2 separate regions of the Homo sapiens genome follow, and region 1 is linked to region 2. The links are chromatin contacts, found by Hi-C or POLR2A ChIA-PET in ENCODE. All regions are on one chromosome and are shown on one strand. Each heading gives the region's core, a stretch centred on a gene start or an enhancer-like site at or near the end of the contact. The rest is flanking DNA. Distances are from core to core; before and after follow the strand shown.

Region 1 (5,313 bases), core at 497-2,996, 130 kb before region 2:
TTAGGCCTGGGACCTGCCTGACAGGATGTTTCTCACAGCTCAGGCCCTGGTGGAATTTTCCACTCTGACCAGTTTGTAAAATGGTAGGGGTCTGCAAAATAGTGCAGTTTGGGCTAACATTCTTATTTCTTACTTTAGTATAAAAAGGAAAAAGGGCGTCGTTGATCATCTGGCTGCTTCCTGCTGGATAGGGGCGTTGTGATTAGGGCCTGGGTTCTGGAGCTTCCGAATGGTTTCCTCGTAGGCTCTGGTATTAGACGTGGCAAAGGTGAAATATATTATCAATGTGTTTTTGCATGCTTGCCTGGATAAAACAATTCAGCCTTTGGGAAATGAAGCGGGATACAAGGTTAAATATGCATGGCCCAATCATTAGTAACAGGAAGAGGAAGATCAGGGGTCCTAGGAAGGGGGCAACCCAGGGTATCCATCTTAGAAGGGATGATCCTTGCCACCAGGAGTCAGCGACTTGATGTCAAAGCTCTGCAGCCCTGTCATGAAGCCTACGAACTGCGATATGAACAATGCCAGATTCATTAACACAGAAACAGCATTCTTCCTGGAGGTATATGCAGGTACCCCCTTTCTCAGTGGTTAGGAGGTCCAGGACTCTCCAGTTTTGAAGGATGACTCCCACGAGGAAGTCTAATTGTCGTTGGAGACTGGTAATGGAAGTGTGCATATCTTCTACGGTGTTAGAAAGGGTTGTGAATAGTGTTTGGTATGAGGTGATTGAGGTGGTTATGCCTGCTATTCCAGTGCCAAGTGCAGCAGTGATGCCTAATCCTGTTAGCAGGGTGATGAGATGTAGAGCCCATTTATTTCTTATGGGTGAAGAGGAGATAGAGGCTTCTACAGAAATTAGAATAGTTTGGTTAGGGGGTAGGATGTTGATGGTTGGAGCCTGAAAGACCAGGGTGCAAGTTCCTGACCAGTTGGCTGGTAGGCAAAGATATCAGTTTGTATCACACAAAAAGAAGAGACTGGGGGTGGACAGGCAGAAGTTGTAGGTGAAGGTAGGTAGCCATGATAGGGTATTTTCGTTTTCCCAAATTGGGTAACTGCCAGCCAGAGCGGCACCTGTAAGGGCCTGATAGGGAGTCTTGGCTAGGGAGTTGATGAAGGCTGTTTGGTTTTGGAGAGAGAAAGAAATTGTCTTTGTCAACCGTTAGCCATTGCTGCCCCGGTGTGGTGGCTGTCAGGTACCAGTCACAGGTGAGGGAATTGTTACATTTTTTCCAGGGGGCACCTTTAAACTGGAGACATAGAGAGCAGAGTTGGCAGCGGGGAAGCCAGGAATTGGATGGAAGGAAAGAAAAGAGGATCCGGTGGTGAGGTGTAGGGATGTGTGGATGGTAGGCGAGCCAGAAAAGCATAACACCTTCTGCCAGGCAGAGGTGGATATGATTTTGTAATTAGGGTGTAGAATTGATGGTCTACAGGGAGTGCAAGGGTAAAAATAAGACCACATAGGGACTGGGGAACCTGTCCCACCATTGTGGCGTGGGCTGGATTAGGGTAGGTTCGGCTGAGACATAAGGGGGGTGGGGATATGAAGGAAGTTTGAGTAGAAATGGTACCCCCATATTGGTGGTTTAGATGATGCTGTGTTGGTTTGTATGGATGTTAGTCCAGAAGCTATTAGGTGAAGGAGGGCAACAGCCCTACCTGAAACCATGCTGAGAGAGCTGAGTTTGAAGGAAAGGTGTTTAGCTGAGTTTCCAGGTTATGAACCGGTTTCAGGAATGAATCAGCCAAGAATGGTATAGCCAAGTAAGAAATGTGTAAGCTCACGTTGGACTGTGTCCATGTAAGTAGGTCAGCCGGAAGAGCCGTGAATCATTGGGTGTGTGTAGAAAGACAAATCCAGCAGTTAGAGGAGAGGGGAGATTGTGACTGACTTAATACGTGGTGTGTGAGGCTGATGAAGGGGGCCCAGCTGTCAGTGATTGGGGGTGGGGACTCAGAATATCCCATAAGCAGAGAAGGCAAAAGGAGAAAAAGGAGATTTGTGTAGGTGTGAAATCCTGGAAGGTGCCTTGCAGCCATAGCTCCTCAATTAGCATGAGGAATTGAGATGGATTATCTAAGGGCGTGGGGAAGGGGTACCAGGAGAGATCTGAGACAAGGTATGAAGTAAAAGATTTAAGATTGGAAGTGGAGAGTGTCATGGGCCAGTGCCTTTCGGATGGGTGACTTCTGGAATTCTTGTTAGGCACAGCGAGGTTGGTCCTGTGGGAAAGGAAGAATATTTCCGGGGTGAGGAGACTTCGGGGTGTGGGCCGGGTGCCTTTTTAAATTTGGAATGGTGTATACAATAGGGAAAGGATGTTAACTTTGCAGCAGCGGGGATGGTGAATATAACCTGATAGGGACCCTTCCATTTTGTTGGAAAGGGGAGGAGGGGTGTGCTACCCAGACCCAGTCTCCTGGCTGTAAGGGTAAGAAAGTGAATTGGGAAGAATCCTCAGGTTTGGGGAGGTGAGTGTCAGTGTACTGTCGGACTAAGTGTTGAGTGAGGTGCAGTGCTGGCCAGGTGTCCTGTAAGGGAGGGGATGGAGCAAAGTTCTGTAGGACGAAAGAACGTCCATACAAAAGTTCAAAAGGACTTAGATTTAGAGGTTTTCGGGGGAGGGCCCTGAGGCACATAAGGGCCAAGGGAAGAAGTGATATTCAGTTTTCATTTTGATCTCTAGGGAAAGTTTGGTTAACTGTTGTTTTAAGAGGGCATTCGCCTGTTCAAATTTACCCGAGGATTGGGGGTGATAGAGAATGTGAAAAACCCATATGATGTTTAAAGACTTAGAAACCTGTTGAGTGACTTGGGAGATAAATGCTGGTCAATTGTCCAGTTGTATAGATGAGGGGAGGCTGAATCAAAGGATGATGTGTGTGAGGAAGGTAGAGGCAATGGTGTGTGCCTTTTCAGTGGTAGTAAGAAAGGCTTCTATCCACCTGAAAAGGTATCTACCATCGTGAGGAGATATCAGACTTTCTTTATGGGGGAACGTATGAGTGAAGTCAATTTGCCAATCCTGTCCCGGCAACTGGCCTTTGGGCCTGAAGGGAGGGAAAAGGAGGTGGTCTAAGGGCCCCTGAGGGGAAGTCTGACTGCAGGCAGAGCAACCTTTAGTGAGGCGGTCCAAGCTGATGGCCATGGTAAGGGAATGTATACAGGTTTTTAGAAATTGGAGCAACGGGAGATAACCCGCATGGAATTGGTTATGGATGTGGGTGAGAACAGAAAGTTTTTGGGTCTTGGGTAGGATGAGTTTGTAGTCTAAGTAAATTCAGCTTTCGTTATGAACAGCCCTGGAGCCAGCAAGGCACCTTTTTCTTCTTGGGTGTATGCTAGGGAAAATGGGCAATAACAATAGTGTTCTAAGGGCTGCCTGCCAGGCTGCCGAATCTGCTAAGAAGTTTCCCTTGGTTATGGCATCTGTAGCCTTTTGGTGTCCCTTGCAATGGATAATGACGGCCTCTAGTGGTAGTTTAGCTGCCTCCAGCGGCTTGTGTATGAGTTTGCCATTTATTATGGCGGTTCTTTTTGTAGTTAGAAAAACCCCTTTCCTGCCAGATTACAGTGTGAGACTGTAGGACATGGTATGCATATTTGGAATTGGTGTAAATGTTGACCCTCTTTCCCTTTGCTAGAGTGAGGGTCTTGGTTAGGGCAAATAGTTCCGCTTGTTGTGAGGTGATATGTGATGAGAGAGCATTGGATTATAGGAGTTTGTTTTCGGCAATGATGGCATAGCCAGCTGCCAGATATGGTTCCTTAAAAGAGCTTCCATCAATGAACCATGTGGGTTCCTTCCGCAAAGGGGCTTCTGAAATGTGTTGGAAAGGGGAGGAGAGGGAGGCTAAGAGGTCTAGGCAAGAGTGGGGGATTCAGAATTGGAAGTACTTATAGGGAGGAGGGTGGTTGGATTTAGAATTTTACATCTCTGGAAGGTGTTAGAGGGTTGCTGTAAGCTGGATGGCAGGAGGAAAAGAAGAGATCAATGGCTCATGGGGTCCCATAAGTTATGGGAAGATGCAATAGTAATGTGCTGGTAGAGGGTGAGTTTTTGTGCCTCTGAGGCCAGCAATGTAGCTGCATCCAGAACTTTCAAGCATGGAGGCCAGCCTTGGATGATAGAGTCCAGTTTTCAGAAGTATGCAATGGCTTCTGGAGTGTTGCCACGGGTTTGGCAGAGAAATCCAAGGGCAAGGCCTTGATTACAATGAACATACAGGGTAAAGGGTTTAATGGAATTGGGTAGTCCTAGTGCTGGGACATTAAAAGGGCATCTTTCAGTTTTTAGAAGTGGGAGTTAATGGGCAAGCTGGGTCCAAATGTTCTAGGATGGACCCACGTGATGCCGTGCAGAGTGGTTTGGTCAACAGGCCAAAGTTAATGATCCACAGCTGGAAGTACCCAACAAGGCCCAAAAAGGAAGGGTCCTTCTTGGTGTGGGGAAGGGGCACATCCTGTATTAGCTCCTTCCATCGGGCTGGCATGGCTCAAGAATTAGGGGTTAGGGTGAGTCCAAGGTTAGTGACTTGGGTTTGGGCTACTTGAGCCTTTGTAGGTAAAACCTGATATCCCTGGCCATAGAGGAAATTTAGAAGTTGGGTGATGTGTTGATGGATAGATCAAAGGAGGGACTACACATAAGGAGGTCATTGATGTATTGAAGGAGGCTGCTAGGAGCAAGGGGAAGCTCGATTAGTTCCTTGGTGAGAGCCTGCCCAAATAGGAGGGGGCTATCCCGGAACCCCTGTGGGAGTACAGTCTGTTAGTTAGGTAGATGTGTGAGTATCTGGGTCTGACCAGGTGAAAGCAAAAAGACTTTGGGAAGCCAGATCCAAGGGAATAGTAAAAAAAAAAAAAAAAAAAAAAAAAAAAAAAAAAAAAGTCCCTTAGATCCAATACAGAGAAGTGTGTGCTAGATGGGGGAATATGGGAGAGTAGAGTATAGGGGTTGGGGGCCACTGGATAGGTTGGTACCTCCACTTGGTAAATGACATGGAGATCCTGGACCAAGTGGTAAAATCTGTCTGTTTTTTTGACAGCCAGGACAAGGGTGTTGTGGGGAGAGTTAACAGGTTTGAGAATCTGAGCTTGTAAAAACTCACAGATAATAGGTTTGAGGCCCCTGAGGCTGGCTGGGCTAAGGGAATATTGAGGCTGATGAAGGAAAATGGAGGAGTCTTGGAAGGTTATTTTGACTGGGATGTGATGTGTGGCTATTGTGGGTTTAGAAACGTTCCACACTTCTGGATTGACAGAAGGTAACAGAGTGGATAGCAAAGATGAGGGGGAGGAGA
Region 2 (5,269 bases), core at 889-3,388:
TTAACATAAATACATGTACTGAAAACTGAAACAATCAAAGTGGTCATTCATAAAATGGAAAAATAAATTGTGGTAGAGTTACACATTAGAAACAGTACAGTAGGGAAAATAAATTAACTGTTAATAAAAGTTATCAACATAAAGCTCCCAACCATATTTTGACTAAAAACAAGTTGAGAAGAATATATACAGTATACCATTTATATTAGATTTTAAAGGAAGTAAAATATATATTTCTGAGATATAAATGTACATGTGGTAAAAAATTTAAAAAATTATTCATAGAAAAAATAAACCCCAAACTCATGATTGGAGTAATGGAATTAAGGAAGGTTACACAGAAGATCTCAGCTGTATTGATCAAATTTTTACTTGTTAAACTGAGCTAAGGCTACAATGGTATCGGTTGAATTTTTCTTTACAACCTTGTGTATTGCTTAATATGTAATACTTTAAAAAAGAAAGTAAATGGTATCTGGAGTATAAAAATTAATGTTGAAATAAATGTACATGGATCTTTAAGAAAAAAAAGAAAGAAAGAAAGTTGGGGAAGGACGTTGAGAAGGAAAGCAGAAGTGGGGAGGAAAAACAAATGCTACAATTCCACTACCCAGAGATTTTCATTGCTAGTTGTTTTGTTCATAATTTCCTATAGCATTTTTTCTGTTCATATAGAAGTATGTATTCACATATATTGTAAAGAAATATTTGATAATATTATGACTACTACTAGAAAACCTATTTTGTAACTTATTTCACAGGCACCAAATCAGTGCCATTTAAAAGGGCTGTATTCTATCCAATCATATTGTTATACCACAATTTATTTTACCAATTCACTATTGATGGGCATTTAGATTATTTCCAAAGTGTGCTATTACAAATAATGCTGCAATTAACACATTATATGTGTATGTGCATACCTGTGTGTATTTTCAGTAGTAACTGTGTTGAAAAAAAATTCCTAAGGGTAGAATTTCTAGGTCAAAGACTAAGAGGTTTTCAAGTTTGTTACATATGCCAAATAGCCCAACAATAAATGATTATACTAATTTACACACTTAATACTGTAATTGAGTGCCAGTGTCCCCAAACTCTGCACAACACTGGGCATAAACAATCTTTTTATCCCCTTGTCAATCATAATCTGCTATTCCGTTTTTTCATGTGCATTTATTAGTGAAGCTGAGTCACTTTTTAAACGTTTACTCACCATACTTGAATAACTTCTTCTGATTTTTTTGCCATTTTGTTAACATTTTTGAAGTTTTAATTATTATGGATATATAATAGTTGTACATATTTATGGGGTACATGTGATATTTTGATTAGAACATACAATGTGTAATAATCAAATCAGAGTAGATGGTATAACCATCACCTCAAGCATTTATCATTTCTTTATGTTAGAATCATCTCAATTCCGCTTTTTAGTTATTTTGAAATACATAATAAATTATTGTTAACTATAGTCGTCCTATTACGCTACCAAACACGAAATCACAAATACCAGGAAAGTTAACGGAGAACTGGATCAGGAGCCAAAATGTTTACATTCGAATTAAGGCTCTGGATTAATGAAAATGCGTAACCAGGAAAAGAAAGAACAAGAATAATGGGGACATAGAGGGTGAGAGAGGAGAAAAACGAGAAGAAAAAGCCATGTAAGGAAAAAGAATTTGCGCCTCAGGGTCCCCCTCCCCCTCTGCCCTGTTCCAGACACCTATTCTCATTCCCGCACTCCTACCCCTGGCGTCCTGCTAGCTGGTCTGGCTTCCTTCCCTCTGGAAAAAGGCAAATTATTCAATAAAGGGAGGATGAGTCCTAGCTCATCCCCACTTCTTGTCTCCTGCCGGGTGTTCAAATACAACTTACCACGCAGTCACCGCCATCCAACTGCATGTCACTCTCCACTTCGCCACGGTCTGAACTCTTGGCCACAAGATCTAAGCCTTCCGGATGCCCCAGCCAGTTCAGGCTGCTGGTCTCTTGTCCCTAAGCCTTTGCCGAGGTAGTCGGCTTACTTGATGCCAGCACACCAGGCCCCCCACCACCCGCTGGAAGCACAGGCCCCAGCTCAGGTCAGGTTCCGGAACCTAGCGTCCCCAGGTTCTCACGTGACTTAGTTTCCCAGGCAATAGCGCTTTTCTCCCGGATGTAGCAGTCAGCTGAAATGGAGAGAGTGCTTCTTAAAGTTAACCCTCAAACCACCATGGCCAGTGAATGCAGAATAAGCCCGCTGAGAGTTTCGTCTATTTCTATGGCATTATGCTGGAAATTATAAAGAAAAGGGATGAAAAAAACTGGAGACTTTTCACCAACAACAACATACAGATCTGTATTATTAGGATTCTTAAAATGAGTATGTGTTGTTTTTATAATTAAACTAACAAAAGGAAAATAAATAATGATGAATAATTAAAGCGGGATTATGTATACAACAAAACCGTATGATTACAACAGCACCTTATGTAGCTTTGAAAATAGGTAATGCTTCATGAGAGAAGTTATAGCAGTGTGCAAATATCAATTCAGACCTTAAACAAGAAGAATATACACACCAAAAGAGATTTCTTTAAACAAAATCTATGCTGTATGTGCCCTATGATTGTCACAGGGCTTAGAACCTGATATTCGGCTATGCATTCCTGTCAGAAAGAGCATGTTGCAGCCATGTCAGAACCAACCAAGGTCAAGAATTTCTTGTGACCAGTCGTGAAGTCCCTGAAGCAAGAAACAGAGAAACCCATGCTGGTAAGAAATGAAGAGACTCAGACCCTGCAGAAAGATTAAGAATAGCGATCGAAGACGTTAACTTGGTTGCAATCTGGCTCTGCCCTTTACAAAGTTATGCGACCTTTTTCATCTGTTAATTGCTTGTTGTAAATATTAAATTAAACAAGTCAATGTGTATAAGGCATTTAAAACAATGTCTGGCAGTGAGAAGACCTATTTGATAAATAAATAAAATATGGACACAGACATTGCAGCATAGGAATCCCTCAATCAGGAATCCTAGGTCTCCAAGAACACTGGTGATACTAATTTAGCTGTACAAGAAGGAGGTGTCCTGTGTGGGTGACATAAATATTTCAGGGTTTGGAGAGAAACATTCCTACATTTTTTATTTAAGAAAACAACACACCAAGGTTGTTTAGAAAGGCAGAGTGGACTCTGAATCCATGCAGCCTAGATTTGGATCCTAGCTCTGCTATTATCTGCGTTATTAGCTCAAGTTATTTAAGCCTTCTGTGCCTCAGTTTCCCCATAGGTAAAATAAGGATAACAGTACTAATTTCATAGGTTTGTTGTGAGACAGTAACATATTAAATAAACTTACAACGACTGCCACATAAGTACTATATAAATATTGATTAAAAGTAGTAATAAGAGACAAAAAATATTGGAAAATTAAGAAGTAAACCCACAAGGAACTACTGTCTCAGCCTAAAGTAAATCAAATACATGACCACTGCCAGAGACCTTGTCAAGGTATTTCAGATAAGAAAATCTTGTCCAATGATGTTATCGTGAAGCTGATAAGATTGTAATGTCCTTGGAAAACAAAGGTAAGCCCCTCAGAAATCTAGAACAAGTATGCTTACAACATAAAGTGTAATCCAACCTGACTAAGATGGGGAAATGATAACCTGAGCTACTAGAGTTGGAGCTGGGGCCAGTGAACTACAGCTCAAGGGCCAAAGCTTGTCTACTATCTGTTTTTGTTTGATCAGAGGACAAATAATTATTTTTACATATATAAGTGGTTAAAAAATTAAGAAACAAATATTTCATGACATGTACAAATTATATAAAATTTAAATTTAAATGTTCAAAAATAAAGTTTTATTGGAACACAAACACATTCATTTATATATTGTCTATGTCTACATTTACACTATAATGACAGTGTTCAGTACTTAAATTAGACATTAGAGCAACAACATAAAAGGATTTTAGGTCTCTGTTACCGTGGAGTCATCACACCGACCATGGATAAATTATCCTCAGACTGTCACATATTATTTTGAGTATTTTTATAGCAGTTGAATTAATCTGTATTCTGACCTGTACAGAGTACAGGCAAGTTTATACAATTGATTTGGCTTTCTAGATGAATGGGTTTAGATGATATTTATTTAAAGCTTTGCAAGATTCTGCTCAAAGCAATTCAGCCCAAATTCATCAACTACAAATTAGTCATTTTAAAAATCATTTTCGTGAGTTTTGTTCCAAAAGCGATAAAAATGACTAATCACCTAAAATACCCTAGTATTACTAAATTATTCTCTACCTCATGTTGTTTTATATACAAGATTAATTGCAAAACCTTAGCCATCAAAATTTTCAGTGAGAAACACATGTAATATTAACATAATGAAATAATTACCATTGTTATATTTAACAATTTGTAAAACAATCCCAAGTTTGTTTAAACCTATAATGGTTTCTGCAAAGAAAGGCCCCAAGACAGTCACTAAGGCATGCAGTAGGTGTTAACTAAAGACTTGACTGACCTGATTTCCTGGGTGTGTAATCATTTCTACAATAAGTAGGTACCATGTAGGGTGAGGTGGTCGTAAAGCGGAATGTTTGCCTATTATACCTAGATAGCTATCCATGTGTGACTGATAACCAGATAGTCGAGGGAAGATAATTATCCCCCTTCTGAAAGAAGTATGAAAGATTCACTAAGCAAGTAATCAGATAAAAATTAAAACCAGAAAAAAATAATATATCCACATACTACATTTTTCAGCTAGATCTAACGAAAGAATTGGGGTTGTAATAATTTTGTAGATTTAATTTTTTTTAAGTTTTACTTTAAGTTCTGGGATACATGTGCAGAAAGTGCAGTTTTGTTACATAGGTATACATGTGCCATGGTGCTCTGCTGAACCTATCAACCCATCATCTAGGTTTTAAGCCCCACATGCATTAGGTATTTGTCCTAATGCTCTCCCTCCCATTTGCCCCCACCCCCTGGCAGGCCCTGGTGTGTGATGTTCCCCTCCCTGTGTCCATGTGTTCTAATTGTTCAACTTCCACTTATGAGTGAGAACATGCATGTTTGGTTTTCTGTTCCTGTGTTAGTTTGCTGGGAATGGTGGCTTCCAGCTTAATCAATGTCCCTGCAAAGGACATGAACTCATCCTTTTTTATGGTTGCATAGTATTCTATGGTGTATATGTGCCACATTTTCTTTATCCAGTCTATCATTGATGAGCATTTGGGTTGGTTCCAAGTCTTTGCTATGGTAAATAGAGCT

The links. Hi-C counts contacts between places; a loop is a spot of excess contacts on that map. ChIA-PET counts read pairs that join two places held with the same protein, here RNA polymerase II (POLR2A). Pooled maps may share reads with other maps.
Region 1: a map of PC-9 shows a loop between it and region 2 (3-fold over the local background). The contact joins the enhancer-like site here to the promoter of LINC01278 in region 2. A Hi-C loop is called at or near these places in 2 of 168 maps with a recorded cell type or tissue (Calu3 and PC-9) and 1 of 50 pooled maps. POLR2A ChIA-PET finds 5 or more read pairs at or near these places in 1 of 52 experiments (H1).

The regions. Positions count from the first base shown.
Region 1 is chrX:63,426,750-63,432,062 of GRCh38, forward strand. It overlaps LINC01278 (long intergenic non-protein coding RNA 1278), which reads right to left. Exons shown (of 4, transcript NR_152613.1): 4 at 1-247. Among named protein-coding and RNA genes, the nearest start is that of SPIN4, 78 kb to the left of the region's middle. Within about 2 kb of position 1,747, at least 2 of the 41 ENCODE cell types and tissues checked have a DNase peak (open chromatin) inside an H3K27ac peak, as active enhancers do; they include PC-9, where a contact is called at or near this core.
Region 2 is chrX:63,558,957-63,564,225 of GRCh38, forward strand. LINC01278 (long intergenic non-protein coding RNA 1278) reads right to left here and starts at 2,139. Exons shown (of 4, transcript NR_152613.1): 1 at 1,876-2,139. RefSeq lists an enhancer at 1,319-1,860.